3 separate regions of the Homo sapiens genome follow, and regions 2 and 3 are each linked to region 1. The links are chromatin contacts, found by Hi-C or POLR2A ChIA-PET in ENCODE. All regions are on one chromosome and are shown on one strand. Each heading gives the region's core, a stretch centred on a gene start or an enhancer-like site at or near the end of the contact. The rest is flanking DNA. Distances are from core to core; before and after follow the strand shown. Region 1 overlaps LOC107984881 (a long non-coding RNA gene). Region 2 holds the start of NAE1 (NEDD8 activating enzyme E1 subunit 1). Region 3 overlaps CBFB (core-binding factor subunit beta).

The links. A loop is a pair of places that touch in the nucleus more often than their neighbours do. ChIA-PET counts read pairs that join two places held with the same protein, here RNA polymerase II (POLR2A). Pooled maps may share reads with other maps.
Region 2: a pooled map shows a loop between it and region 1 (4-fold over the local background). The contact joins the promoter of NAE1 here to the enhancer-like site in region 1. A Hi-C loop is called at or near these places in 1 of 168 maps with a recorded cell type or tissue (CD8-positive, alpha-beta T cell) and 11 of 50 pooled maps. POLR2A ChIA-PET finds 5 or more read pairs at or near these places in 7 of 52 experiments (CD4-positive, alpha-beta T cell, CD4-positive, alpha-beta memory T cell, CD8-positive, alpha-beta memory T cell and 4 more).
Region 3: a pooled map shows a loop between it and region 1 (2.2-fold over the local background). The contact joins two enhancer-like sites. A Hi-C loop is called at or near these places in 1 of 168 maps with a recorded cell type or tissue (endothelial cell of hepatic sinusoid) and 4 of 50 pooled maps. POLR2A ChIA-PET finds 5 or more read pairs at or near these places in 7 of 52 experiments (A673, MCF 10A, activated B cell and 3 more).

The regions. Positions count from the first base shown.
Region 1 is chr16:66,945,925-66,950,613 of GRCh38, forward strand. LOC107984881 (a long non-coding RNA gene) reads right to left here. Exons shown (of 4, transcript XR_007065090.1): 4 at 2,956-3,007. Among named protein-coding and RNA genes, the nearest start is that of CES2, 13 kb to the left of the region's middle. RefSeq lists a silencer at 4,633-4,682. Within about 2 kb of position 1,879, at least 7 of the 41 ENCODE cell types and tissues checked have a DNase peak (open chromatin) inside an H3K27ac peak, as active enhancers do.
Region 2 is chr16:66,828,422-66,833,110 of GRCh38, forward strand. NAE1 (NEDD8 activating enzyme E1 subunit 1) reads right to left here and starts at 2,555. Exons shown (of 20, transcript NM_003905.4): 1 at 2,426-2,555. The coding sequence starts at 2,478. RefSeq lists silencers at 2,030-2,239, 2,250-2,309, 2,291-2,515 and an enhancer at 2,279-2,779.
Region 3 is chr16:67,051,380-67,056,068 of GRCh38, forward strand. The region is part of intron 3 of CBFB (core-binding factor subunit beta); the gene reads left to right. Among named protein-coding and RNA genes, the nearest start is that of CBFB, 25 kb to the left of the region's middle. Within about 2 kb of position 2,657, at least 4 of the 41 ENCODE cell types and tissues checked have a DNase peak (open chromatin) inside an H3K27ac peak, as active enhancers do.

The DNA.
Region 1 (4,689 bases), core at 629-3,128:
ATTGGAGGCCGAGGTGGGACTCCTGAACTTGAGCCCAGGAGTTCCAGACCAGCCTAGGCAGCATGGAGAAATGTCATCTCTACAAAAAAATAGAAAAATTATTTGGATGTGGTGGCACACACCTATAGTCTCAGTTACTCAGGAGGCTGAGGCGGGCAGATCACTTGAGCCTGGGAGGTCAGAGCTGCAGTGAGTCGTGATTGCACCACTACACTCCAGCCTGGGCAACACAGCAAGACCCTGCCTCAAAAAAATAGGGCTTCCAATACTGATATAAAACTTAAAATACTACAGGTTAATATTATAAACTGGGTGCCTTATAATGACAGAAATGTATTGCTTACAGTTCTCGAGGCTTGGACATCGAGGATCAAGGTGCCAGCAGATTTGGTGTCTGGCAAGGACTTGTTCTCTGGTTAATAGATGGCAACCTCAGGCCAGGTGCGGTGGCTCACACCTGTAATCCCAGCACTTTGGGAGGCCAAGGTGGGGTATGACCTGAGGTCAGGAGTTCAAGACCAGCCTGGCCAACATAGTGAAACCCCATCTCTACTAAAATACAAAAATTAGACGGGTGTGGTGGCAGGTGTCTGTAATCCCAGCTACTCAGGAGGCTAAGGTAAGAGAATCACTTGAACCTGGGAGGCAGAGGTTGCAGTGAGCTGAGATCACAGCACTATACTCCAGCCTGGGCGACAGCACGAGACATTATCTCAAAAATAAAAAATAAAACAAGCCACCCACCCAACTATCGATGTCCTGCAGAGGTGCCTAACCCCACTTTTGTCAGAAGCCAGACCGGGCTTGTCCATAGGCCCCTGAGCCTGGGCCTCCTGCACAGTGGCCAGGAAAGCCAAGCTGCTTCCTCAGTCGCCCGTCTCCTGAAGGTTGCTCTTCTTCTCAGTGGTTCTACAGACACTGTAAGGCCCATACTCACAGGATATTAGCACACCTGCTAAGAGATTCCTGTCCGCTGGCTACCAGGGGCCTCTCCATCCAGGGAAATGTCCTCTCACGTTTCAGAATTTCCCTGCCAACCTTTCAACCCCCTGAGCATCCCCAAATTCACCATGTGTGTCCACACGATTACTTTTCCTACTTACCTCATTGTTGTCCCTAGACTTTTCTCCTTCCCCGCTCTGCAAAAAACCTCATATTTTATCTCAGTGTGCAAAGGTGGCCAATTGTGTTCAATCGGCCTCTTGGTTTCACCAAAGTATATTCTCTCTGTCATTAAGAGGCTATATTTCTGTCCCATAAACCCTAATAATCCCCTTATGCCCCTACTGCTGATCAACTTGCCTCTCAGGGCACCCGTTTTCCATGGGGAAAGTCTCCCTTCTTTCCAGCCAGGGCCCGTAAGTCCAATTACAGAGCCTTTTGAAGTTTGGGGTGAAAGACCAGGACACCCACATTGCCCATTTTGGCCACCAGGTGGCAGACAAGGATAATATTAAGCCTGGAATGACTTGAACTTGAGAGAGGGAGGAGACTTTCCTTTCAATGAACACTGATTGGTGCATAATGTTCCCACTACATTCTGAAAGCGTTTATTGTGCACCAGCTGCATGCATGCCTCTGTATGTTTTTCAGTTCTGCAGATGTACAATATACCTTCCCAAAGTCAGTTCCCAGGATTACTGTTTAGACTTAATAGTTCTTTTTTTAACAGCTTTATTGTGAAATAACTTACAATTTACCCCCTGCTCCCCCTTTTTTTTTTGAGACAAGGTCTAGTCCTGTCACCCAGGCTAGAATGCAGTAGTGCAATCACAGATCACTGCAGCCTCCACCTCCGGGCTTCAGACACTGTAAGGCCCATAGTTACAGGACCATAGTACACTCCCGTTCCCAGACCAGTTGGTCGCCTCTGGCCTGGCAGGGCTCCCAGTGTCTCGGGACCTCCAGGTGACGCGCCTGCCTCCCCTGCTGCAACAGAGGCCTGGGAGTGCCGGGTCCCCATCGCTCGGAGCGGCAGGCGCTCGTGAAATGTTCGTCAAGAGGATAAATGACCATGGCCCTGGTCTCCGCGGGAGGTGAGGAAACTGAAAGCCACCGAGGAAAAGGGGGGCGCTCCTTAAGAAGTGCCGCGGTCACGTGTACGTTTCAAAAGAATGGCGTGACTGAGTAGGGAGGGGACCGCGGAGACCCTCAGACCCTGGACTGTAAGGAGATGAGGGGCCGTGAAGGGGAACCCAGGAAACTGAGTCCTGAAAGCAAGGAGGAGCTTCCAGAATGAAGGGCGCCGTCACGCCTCCCTGCCTTTGCTCAAGCGGTTCCTTCACCCCGATCAAGTTCCTTCCCATTTCTCCAACTGTGGGGATCCTGAACGTGCACCTCCTCAGAGAAGCCCTCTTGGGATCTCCAATTCTAGTTTATTGCCCCCTCCTATCGATCCCCCAGCGCGCTCATCGGGCCTGTGGACAACGACAGGTTTGAGGAGAGGATTCTCTGGATCGCGGAGGACTACAGAAGCCGCGCAGCCCCTTCTGAGGATGCCAAAGGGGCCCGGGCAGAAGGGAAGTGGCCGTGCCCGGGCCTGCCTACCACTAGATCCCCACCCACCTATGACTGTTCAGTCCTGCTCTCCTACCAACCCACCTTTCCCGGCCCAAGTCAGCGCACCCCGCCGACTCCCTGCCCAGTCCAAACTCCGAGGCTGGGCAAGGCACTGGATCCACGGCTGGACCGACCCGGGGCAGCCTCTGGGTGAACAGCAGCGTGTCCGTCGGCAGAGAACCGAGACCAGCGAGCCGACCATGCGGCTGCACAGACTTCACGCGCGGCCGAGCGCGGTGGCCTGTGGGCTCCTGCTGCTTCTCCTCCAGGGTCACTATGAGGCTCCCGCGGAGGGGTGACAGGGACCGGGCTCAGATCTGCCAAATGCTGCGGAGGCAGAACCTGACAGTGCGGGAGGGCAGGCGCCTGGGAGGTAGGAGCTGGTGGAGATGACAGCGTGGAACTCGTGAGCCCCACGCAACGCCTCCCTGCCGCCCAGGGTGGGCTCCTAGAAGCACAGAAATGGTCGGGCTGCGGGACACCACAGCGAGGAACCAGCGGAGTACAGGGGCCCCAGGAGCGCCGGGACATGCCAGGCCGGGTAGACAGCCTCGGGTCGGAGTGAGTGAGGGATTGGGGTGTGGGGATTCAGTCCATTTCCCTCTTACGATTGTGGCTGTAGCCTGTGCTGCCGGCCGGTAATAACAGTAATAGCTTCTGGCAGCAGCTGGCTCTCAATGTGTGGCGTCCTTGGCCAAGGGGGCGCGCTGAGCCCTCCAAAGGGGCCTCAGACAAGGTTAGTGGTCCTTGGGGAACAGAAGCCCCCAGGCTCCAAATCCTAAAGCAGATCTAAGAGGCCGCAGTGGCTGGGTGCGATTGGCTCACTCCTTTAATCCCAGCATTTTGGAAGGCCAAGGGGGAGAATCGCTTGATCCCAGGAGTTGGAGGCCAGCCTGGGCAACATAGACTCAGAGTGTACAAAATAATTAAAAGAAATTAATGGGCTGTGGTGGCCTGTGACCTCTAGTCCCAGCTTCTTGGGAGGCTGAGGTGGGAGATCACTTTAGTAGGGGAGGTTGAGGCTGCAGTGAGCCTTCATCACACTATTGCACTCCAGCCTGGGTGAAAAAACAAAAATCTGTCTCCAGAAACAAGAGCCAAAGAGCTCGTGGTGTCCCTCACGCCATTTACCTCATCCTGGGCAAGGGCACAACTTGGCTTCCAGGGCAAAGGTGAAGGCTCTGTGTGCCTGCCAGGCTTCTCCAGGCCCTTTTCGAAGCTCCGGGAGTGTTTTGGCCTTTGGTCCTCTCACCTGAAACTCTCCTAAGTGTATGATCTGACTGCCTCTCCCGACCCTTTCCCAATTTAATCTGCCCAGGTGGAGTCCATATTCGCCCCATGGTGCACTCCTGCAGGGCTTCCTCCCATGCCTGCCCTTGATCACATTCTAGAATTCACCAGGAGCCCAGCAGGAAGATCTGCCTGGCCTCACAGATGGCTACCTTTTGAAATATTTTGGGCCAGACACAGTGGCTCACACCTGTTATCCCAGCACTGTGTGAGGCAGAGATGGGAGGATCACATGAGGCTAGGAGTTAGAGACCAGCTTGGGCAACAAGACTTGTCTCTACCAAAAAAAAAAAAAAAAAAAAAAAAAGGACTCTCAGGCATGGTGGCACACAACTGTGTTCCCAAGTACTTGGGAAGTTGAGATGGGGGGATCTCAAGCCCAGGAGGTGGGGGCTGCAGTGAGCTGCAATCACACCACTGCACTCCAGCCTGGGCAACAGACGGAGTCCAATATTTAGATGTATATTATATTATATTATAAACATATGTGTGTCTGACAAATATATTATATATTTTGGTAGAGACAGGCTTTCACCATGTTGGCTAGGCTGGTCTCGAACTCCTAACCTCAAGTGATCCACCCACCTCGGCCTCCCAAAGTGCTAGGATTACCAAAGTCACCCACTGCGACTGACCTGTTTTCTGACTTTTTATTATGAAACTGGGCTCAGATTTCCCAAATCCTACAGAAGCAGAACCTGAGGTTCCAAAAGGGAAAGTGCCAGGCAGGTGGGAGCTGGTGGGAATAAGAACAGCAGGTGAACCTCCCTGAGGCACAGAGAGGGTCAAGCCTGCTCAAGGGCTGCACAGCACCAAAGGATGAGCCAAGTCTGAGGTAGA
Region 2 (4,689 bases), core at 1,305-3,804, 120 kb before region 1:
CGGAGATTGCAGTGAGCCAAGACCGCGCCACTGCACTCCAGCCTGCGCAACACAGTGAGACTCCGTCTCAAAAAAAAAAAAAAAAAAATACTGGTGCATCTCAAGCAGGGTGAGATAGTGTGTGTGCCTGTAGTCCCAGCTGCTTGGGAGACTGAGGCAGGAGGATCACTCCAGCCCAGGAGATCAAGGCTGTGGTGTGCCAATAATCATACCTGCGAACAGCCACTGCACTCCAGCCTGGGTAACATACTGAGACCCACCTCAAAAATAAAACAAAAAGAATACTGAGGCCAGGCACTGTGGCTCATGCCTGTAATCCTAGCACTTTGGGAGGCTGAGGCAGGAGGATCACTTGAGTGCAGAGGTACGAGACCAGCCTGGGCAAACCCCCATCTCTAAAACAGTTAGCTAAGCATGGTGGCACATGCCTGTAGTCCCAGCTACTCAAGAGGCTGAGGCAGGAGGATCGTTAGAGCCCAGGAAGTTGAGGCTGCAGTGAGCAGTGTTCTTGCCACTGCACTCTAGCCACTGCACTCTAGCCTGGGTCACAAAGTGAGACCTTGTCCCTGAAAAAAAAAAAAAAAAGAATCCTGGTGTGTCTCTAAGTAACATGTTTCAAGAATAGGCCAAATGAATCAGTCCTCTCTACTATCTTGCTGGCCCAACTAACGTGAAGTAAGGAGGGGCTTATTGACTGCTGCATTTTGCTTCTAACTGCTTCCCTTTGACACTTCAAAACCAGTTCTCACTATGAAAGTAAAGTTTGGGACTTAAATGGAATGCCCTCAGCAAAAACCCTCTTTTGTTAGAGTTGCTTAGTAACCTCAACTATCTTCTCAGCTCTGTCATGTACAGTTATACCTGCATTAGAAACACAAGAACTCCAAGAATTTACAAGAAAACCTAAGTTGGTTATAAGGACTGTTACCCTGTTTCTTCTCCGAAAAGCTTGGAAGCAGGATGTAACTGAGTACCTCCGAAAAAGCCAGAAGAGCCTTAGTTTACATCCTGGCTCAAAGATATGGGGAACTCTGGGCAAATTACCTAACTTCTCCAAGACTCTGTTTCTCCAACTGTAAAGCACAGGAAATGGTTGCTTTCAAGGGTACTCTCAGAACTAAGTGCCTAAAGCCTCTACTACAGCACTAGGCTGGTGGCGCAAACAGAAGCTCCAGTCCTTGGGGACATATAACTTCTGTTGTCTCAGAGGCTCCAGGAAGGAGGAAAGCTGAGCAGCTTTGTTATCTCCACAGCCTCAAGACACAGAAGACGCTCAATAAATAAGGAATGGGTAGTGCAAGGAGAAAAGGCAAGGGTGGGGAAGTACCCAAGGACCCTCCTGATGGCTTAGGCCTGCACTGTCCATTAAGGTAGCTGCTAGCCACATGTACTACTGAGCACAAGCAATGAGGCTAGTGTTAACTGAGATGTGCTGGTAAGTGTAAAATACAATATTTATACGATAGTTTTGGGGGGGCTTTTTTGACGGAGTCTCGCTCTGTCACCCAGGCTGGAGTGCAGTGGCACGATCTCGGCTCCCTGAAACCTACACCTCCTGGATTCAACCGATTCTCCAGCCTCAGCCTCCAGAGTAACTGGGATTACAGGCGCGCACCACCACGCCCAGCTAATTTCTGAATTTTTAAATAGAAACAGGGTTTCACCATGTTGCCCAGGCTGGTCTCGAACTCCTGACCTCAGGTGATCCGCCCGCTTCGGCCTCCCAAAGTGCTGGGATTACAGGCGTGAGCCACCGTGCCGGTCCTCCAAGACAGTTTTAAAAAGGAAAATACTCATGACCAGCTTGGGGAAAGGTGGCAAAAACCTCGTTTCTACAAAAACAAAAATAAAAATAAAAATAAAAATTTAAGTAAAATATCTCAAGAACTTTTTATATTGTGTTGAAATAGTAATGTTTTGGACATATTGGGTTAAATTGTATTTAAAAATCAATTTCATCTGTTTCATTTTACCTTTAGTGTGGTTACTAGAAAATTTATAATTACATTTGCGGCTCACATGAGACTAGCATTTTATTTCCATTGGACAGCGCTGGCTGAGAACAAAACCTAACCCTCTGTGCCGCCCTCGCGGCCGGGATGCGGTGCGCCCCGGGCCTCCCCATTCGGAAAACGAGGAGCCTGGGCGCAACGGGGCCGGCAGCCGCCTTAGCTACCCGGCTGGCGCTGGGGACCCCGTCCCCCGAACTGCACACCGCGTGGCGGGGGAAGGGGTCCCAGCCCTCGCGGAGCACCTTTGGCCCAGGGCGGGAGCTCCGAGCGCCGGCTTCCCGCGCCCCGCACGGCCCGGCCCAGCCTGGAAGAAGGCCTGAGGAAGGCCCGACCGCGCCGCCCGCGCCCTTAGGCCCGGCCCGAATGCTGGAAAGCCCGCCGGCCCGCCCTCGGCTCGGTGAGCCTCGGCTCACCTCAGCTGCCGGTCGTACTTCTGCTCCTTGAGCAGCTTTCCCAGCTGCGCCATGGCCGCGCCTGCCGCGCGGAAAACAGCCGAGCCCCTGCGGAGCGCCGCCACCAGCTCCACAAGCGCGCAGGCGCACTGAGCGCCCCTTCGCCGCTACCGTCTCCTGCGCGCTGCCTGCAGGGGGCGCCGCACTGCACTGCGCACGCGTCGCCGGTACGCCGGGGCCTAAGCGGCCCTGGTACCCGAGCGGGTCTGGGGCTCTTGGTCCCCATCGGCCAGAAAGGCAGACCCGCTAGCCTGCCAATTTGCCCTCTGTCCATGCAGTAATTGGGGGCGACTGGGGCATTGGAATCAGGCATACTTGTATTTCGACCACTTAACTGGCTGTGAGATCTACTCTTTACCTCTCAAATCCTCAGTGTGCTCACCTGTGCAGTGGGGATAAATGGGTCCCAAGTGTCTTTTGACCTTAAATGAGATTTTGAATACAGGAGGCCAGACTCCCCCCAAATCTTGCATGAATAATAACTTTCATTTTGATGATCATTATTTTTCACCCATTTCTTCCTCTCATGAAAAGCCCACAAGCCTATTTTGAATCACAAAGCTAGGGGCTCCCTGCTGCAGATGCAGACAAGTCCAGGGCTCTGTTCTTGGAGAGTTTAGTCTCATGAAGGAAGAGGGACAGCAAACAAGCACTTACCAGACAATGTGGCCTTCCTCTAGATAGAGGGAAGCAGGGTGCTCAGGGGTGCACAGAAGAACCTCCCCAGTCCCCCTCTCCAAGAATGTTTCATGTGGTTTGGAGATGGAGGAGTGTTTTGTTTTGTTTTGTTTTGTTTTGTTTGAGACAGGGTCTCTCTCTATTGCTCAGACTGGAGTTCGGTGGTGTGATCTCAATTCACTGCAGCTTCAACCTCCCAGGCAGCAATCCTCTCACCTCAGCCTCCCAAGTAGCTGGGACTACAGGCATGCACCACCACACCTGGCTAATTTTTGTACATTTTTTGTAGAGATGGGGTTTCGTCATGGCCCAGGCTGGTCTCAAACTCCTGGGCTCAAGCGATCTGCCCGCCTTGGCCTCCCAATGTGCTGAGATTATAGGCATGATCCACTGTGCCCAGCTGGAAGGGTGTTTTAAGCATAAGGAACAGCAGGTGCCATCTCTAGGAAGCAAAGAAGGCATAGCAAGCTGTAGGTGCTAGAGTAAGTTTGGTCAGGTGAAGGATAGGGAGTGGTTGAGAAGGTTTGAGAGACAGTTGGGACAGGCTGGGTTCTGAAGACTGTGAACATAGATCCAAGGAGGAATTTAAAGTCCTCCACTTCCTGAAAAGACCCTCCTTTCAGGAAGAGAACGGCTGTCCTGTGGGGATGGGAGGCCAAGGAAGGAGGTTACCCCATGAGAACAATTGGGAGGGGGGTGGTGGTGCTGAAGACAAGGTGACCATCTGTGAGGGAGACGAAGACTCCTTCCCTGCTATCTCGCAGACCCTACAGGCACCTTCAGGTTAATAACTGCCTGAAATAAGGTGAAAATGAACACAGATCCCCACCCCCAATCCCCTAGGATGGGGACCAGAGAGATGGCACAGTTTGATGGTAATGATGCAGTGATGATGAATTGCACTTTGCCCTGGGCATGGTCTCCTGGACTAGGGTGAGAGTACACCTTCCCATACCTTCCCTTGCCCTTACCCAGCTCCCATGGAACACACTGATGGGAAACAGAGGTGTGAGGCTTTCCCAGCTCATCATGTGTTTGTGCTGTCACATTTCCTTCTCCAAGTGGACAGGTAAAATATAAGGGATAATAAAATACACTCCGGGAAAGTAGGAAGGTCAAAAGGCAGCAGATGAGAGTTCACTGCTTAGTTTCTCATACCTATGGACTTCATGAAAGGAAACACCCACAAATTTGGTAGAAGGCTAGTCATATTGCCCGTGAAGAAGTAAATGATTTTGAAAAGGTTTGTGTTGGTGTTGTCTGTAAAATGATACCTCAGGGTATCAGTTTCCTAGGAATGTCGTAACAAAGAACCACAAACTGGGTGACTTAAAACAAGAGAAATTTATTGTCTCACAGTTCTGGAGGCTGGAAGTCTACAATCAAAGCACGGGTGGGACTATGCTCCTTCTGAAACCTGTAGGGGAGAATCCGTCCGCTTCTTCTTGGCTTCTGGGGGTTTGCTGGCAATCTTTGGCTAGCAGCCACAGCACTTCAGTCTCTGCCTCCATCATCACATGGCATTCTCCCCTCATGTCTCTGTGTTT
Region 3 (4,689 bases), core at 1,407-3,906, 110 kb after region 1:
TAATGTATTTATATGGATCCAAAATGTAATATATATATGGATCCAAATATATGTATATATATCCAAAATATATATCCAAAATAATGTAATATATTGCTATATATATATATGTACACACACACATACATATATGGATCCAGTTTTATACTCATTATTTTTTCTGGGTTTGTTTCACAGTGTGTTTTTGTATGTATTTCTATCAACTTAACTAAATTAGTTTTCTAAGTGTCATCATGAATAGCATAACCTGCCACGTTTATGTAAAACGTGAGAAATGTCTAAATGACCAACATATATAGGTAAAATGTTTAAGCTGAGAGCCTTATTTCAAGTCTACGTTAAATGTATTATATGATTTTGGTGTTTTTTTTGTGTTTTTTTTTTTCTGAGTTGGAGTCTCGCTCTGTTGCCCAGGCTGGAGCGCAGTGGCGTGATCTTGGCTCACTGCAACCTCCACCTTCTGGGTTTTAAGCTATTCTCCTGCCTCAGCCTCCTGAGTAGCTGGGATTACAGGCATATATATATATGTGTATACACACACACACACACACACACACACACACACGCATACATATATATAGCAATAGGAATATATATATATATTTTGAGACAAGTTCTGGCTCTGTCACCCAAGCTGGAGTGCCGTGACACGATCTCAGCTCTCTGCAACCTCTGTCTCCCAGGCTCAAGCCCTCCTCCCATGTTGCCCAGGCTGGTCTCGAACTTGTGAGCTCAAGTGATCCACCTGCCTCAGCCTCCCGCAGTGCTGGGATTGCAGGCGTGAGCCACTGTGCCTGACCCAAGATATTGCTTGCTTGATACCATGTTGAAAATTTTAGATGTTTTGAGTTAAGTAACATTATTAAAATTAATTTCACCTCTTTTTACTTTTTAAAAAATACCTACTAGGCCGAGTGCAGTTACTCATGCCTGTAATCCTAGCACTTTGGGAGGCCAAGGTGGGAAGATTGCATGAAGCCAGGAGTCCGAGACCAGCCTGGTCAACATAGTGAGACCCCATCCTTAAAAAATAAAAACATTTTTTAAGTGACTGGGCATAGTGGGGTGTGCCTGTAGTCCTAGCTCCTGGAGAGGCTGAAGTGGGAGGTTTGCTTGAGCCCAGGAGTTCAAGGCTGTAGTGAGCTGTGATGGTGCCACTGCAATCCAACCTGGGTGAAGGAGGGAGACCCTGTCTCTTAAAAAAAAAAAAATGCCTGCTAGACAATTTACAGTTACATATGTGGCTTGCATTTGTGATTCACATTATATATTTCTGTTGAACAGTACTGCCTGCACAGTTGGCCAGGTATGGTGGCTCACACCTATAATTGCAGCACTTTCAGAGGTTAAGGAGGGAGGATTACTTGAGCCCAGGAGTTACAGACCAGCCCGGGCAACAAAGTGAGACCCCATCTCTACAAAAAAATAAAATAATTAGCCAGGTGTCGTGATACAGGCCTGTAGTCCCAGCTACTTGGGAGGCTGAGGCAGGAGGATCCCTTGAGTCCTGGAAATCAAGGTTGCAGTGAGCTGTGTTCATACCACAGAGCAAGATGCTATCTCAAAATGAGTCCTGGAAATCAAGGCTGCAGTGAGCCGTGTTCATACCACAGAGCAAGATGCTATCTCAAAAAAAAAAAAAAGAAAAAAAGAGAAAGAAAACTTTACAGTTCTTTTCCTCAACCCGTCTCCCCCCACAAAATAATCACTATCCTGATTGATGTATTTGTTCCCTTACTTTTCTTTGTCATTTTATTTCCTGTGCATATATCTCTAAATAACGCATTGTTTAGTTTTTAAAAAAAATGAAACTAGGAAGCACACACTTCAGGGCAGTGTAAACAACGGACTCTAATGTCACTTTCTCTCTTTTTTTTTTTTTTTTTTTTTGGTGAGAGGAGTCTTGCTCTGTCACCCAGGTTGGAGTGCAGTGGTGCGATCTCGGCTCACTGCAAGCTCCGCCTCCTGGGTTCACGCCATTCTCCTGCCTCAGCCTCCCGAGTAGCTGGGACTACGGGCCCCCTCACCACCACACCTGGCTAATTTTTTGTATTTTTAGTAGAGATGGGGTGTCACTGTGTTAGCCAGGCTGGTCTCGATCTCCTGACCTTGTGATCCACACTCTTCGGCCTCCCAAAGTGCTGGGATTACAAGCGTGAGCCACCGCACCCAGCCTTCTAATGTCACTTTCAGATGCAGCTCCTAGAAGATGAGCTGAACAGAATCTTAGGGTCAAGTCCGGATTCAGCTTCCCTGTGAATTTTTAGAGCCTCCCTGGGGAAGCTTGTGAGCACAGTCATGAGTGGATTATGGGAAACCTAGGGCTCACACTGGAGTTAGGGCATCTGGCACACTGAAACCATTGCTCACCGTGTGCCGGAGATGTGGAGGAATATGGTCAGAGGGAGTTAGCTGCTCTGGTATTTTCTGCTTCTAGGCTCACCATGACCTACCTTCTTTTATCCTTTTTTTTTTTTTTTAATTTCTTTTGTCAAAATTGATGTCTCATTCCAGAGCTACCTTCTTTTCACAGGAGTGAGTCAAAGCACATCACCTTTGTCAGCTCAAATGAGTGTCCTTAGCTGGTCCCAGCAGTGGGGAAGGCTTATATATGAGCATTTTGCCCTCAGGATCTTGGTGATGACCATCCTCAGAATGTCCATCTCTTCAATCTAGACTGATTGTCCTCTATATCCAGCGCACTGCTTTCATACTGATTTCTGTGTTCATCCTCTGCTGTGAGGGGCTTTTTTGTTTTTTTCTTTTTGTTTCTTTTTCAGTTTTTCTGTCTTCCTGTTTCTTGGTTTACGGTCTCTTTGTGGATAACAGAGTTGTTGCATATTTGAAGTGTCTTTATTCTACGATACTTTATTGTAAGTTTGTCTTGTTCTAGAGTTTGAGGTTAGAGATTATTTTCGTTAAGAAGGCCTTGTTTCATTGTCTTGGTTTAAATGTTGCAGTTGAAAATCTCTGAAGTCATTGTGTTTCCTGATCTGTTTGTGACCAATTTCCCCGTCTTTGGAAGTTTGTAAAATCTTTGTCTCCATGTTTTGGTATTTATCTATGATGTAACCTAGTGTCGGTCCACAGTCATTCCTTGTGCAGGGTACTTGCCAGCCCTTTACAGTATGGCAGCTGTGTCCTTCGTAAGGAAATTTTCTTATATTAATTGATGACTTCCTTTCTTATATTTTTTCTATTCTTTTCTGGAACATCTACTATTTGGATGTTAGACCCACAGGAATGATCCTGTTACCTTATTTTCTTACTGTCTCTTTTGTCTTTTTGGTCTACCTTCCAGAAGATTTCCTCTACTTTATCTTCAGAGTCTTATATTGGGTCTTAATTTCTACTATATTTCAACAGAGCTTTTTGTTTGTTTGTTTGTTTTGAGACGGAGTCTCGCTCTGTCGCCCAGGCTGGAGTGCAGTGGTGCGATCTCGCCTCACTGCAAGCTCCGCCTCCCGGGTTCACGCCATTCTCCTGCCTCAGCCTCCCACGCGTAGCTGGGACTAGAGGTGCCCACCACCACGCCTGGCTAATTTTTTGTATTTTTTTTTTTTTTTTTAGTAGAGACAGGGTTTCACCAAGAGCTCTTTTTTGTGTGTGCTACAAATGTTCCTTTTTTGTTAGTATCCTCTTCTTGTTTATCGGGTACATTTTATCTGAGAATCTAGCTGGTAGATTTTTACTGCTTTACATCACTTCAGAGGAAATGGCTGCAACTGAAGGGTGAAAGTCAGAATTTATCTTGGCTCAGCTTTTCATGTAAGAAAAGAAAAATACAGTGAAACCAAATTAAAATAATTATGTGGAGAGCATATTGGTGGCAAGTTAATACATTTTTATGACTTTTTGGAGGGTCTAATTTATTCTTAACAGAAGTCTGAGTTTAGTATCCATTTATTGAATATGTATTTATATGTGTATACGCACACACACACAGTGTATTAAATCTATTGAATTCCAGACACTTTCTTTTTTTTTTTTTTTTTTTTTTTTTTTGAGACGGAGTCTCGCTCTGTCGCCCAGGCTGGAGTGCAGTGGCGCATCTCGGCTCACTGCAAGCTCCGCCTCCCGGGTTCACGCCATTCTCCTGCCTCAGCCTACTGAGTAGGTGCCCGCCACCACGCCCAGCTGATTTTTTTGTATTTTTTTAGTAGAGATGGGGTTTCACTGTGTTAGCCATGATGGTCTCGATCTCCTGACCTCGTGATCCATCTGCCTCGGCCTCCCAAAGTGCTGGGATTACAGGTGTGAGCCACCACACCCGGCCTCCAGACACTTTCTTTAGTTTTTCATTTTATGATTTCTCTTTTGGACTGTAAGATGATCGGTAAATTACATTAAATCACTATAGAAGAAGCTATTTTTACACATACATGCAACCCAGTTATGATTCAGAGGCAAACAAGATTGAATGACTGTAGAGATTATCTGACAGTTGAGCAGCTGACTGTCCATTTATGAACAGGGAGGTGCATGTGGCTAAAGGAGGATGAGTCAGAACCAAGTATCTTCTAAAGGAATCTGTTGAATAGACTACAGAAATGATTACAGCAAGCGACAGGGTACATACTTCTTCAGTGGAATATCTTGTTTTCTTGGGTGCCTATGGCCATCCCAGTATTACTGTTGGATGATTCATTGGTCTGTGGGTAGGAACAACTCTTCATTGTCAGGGAAAAA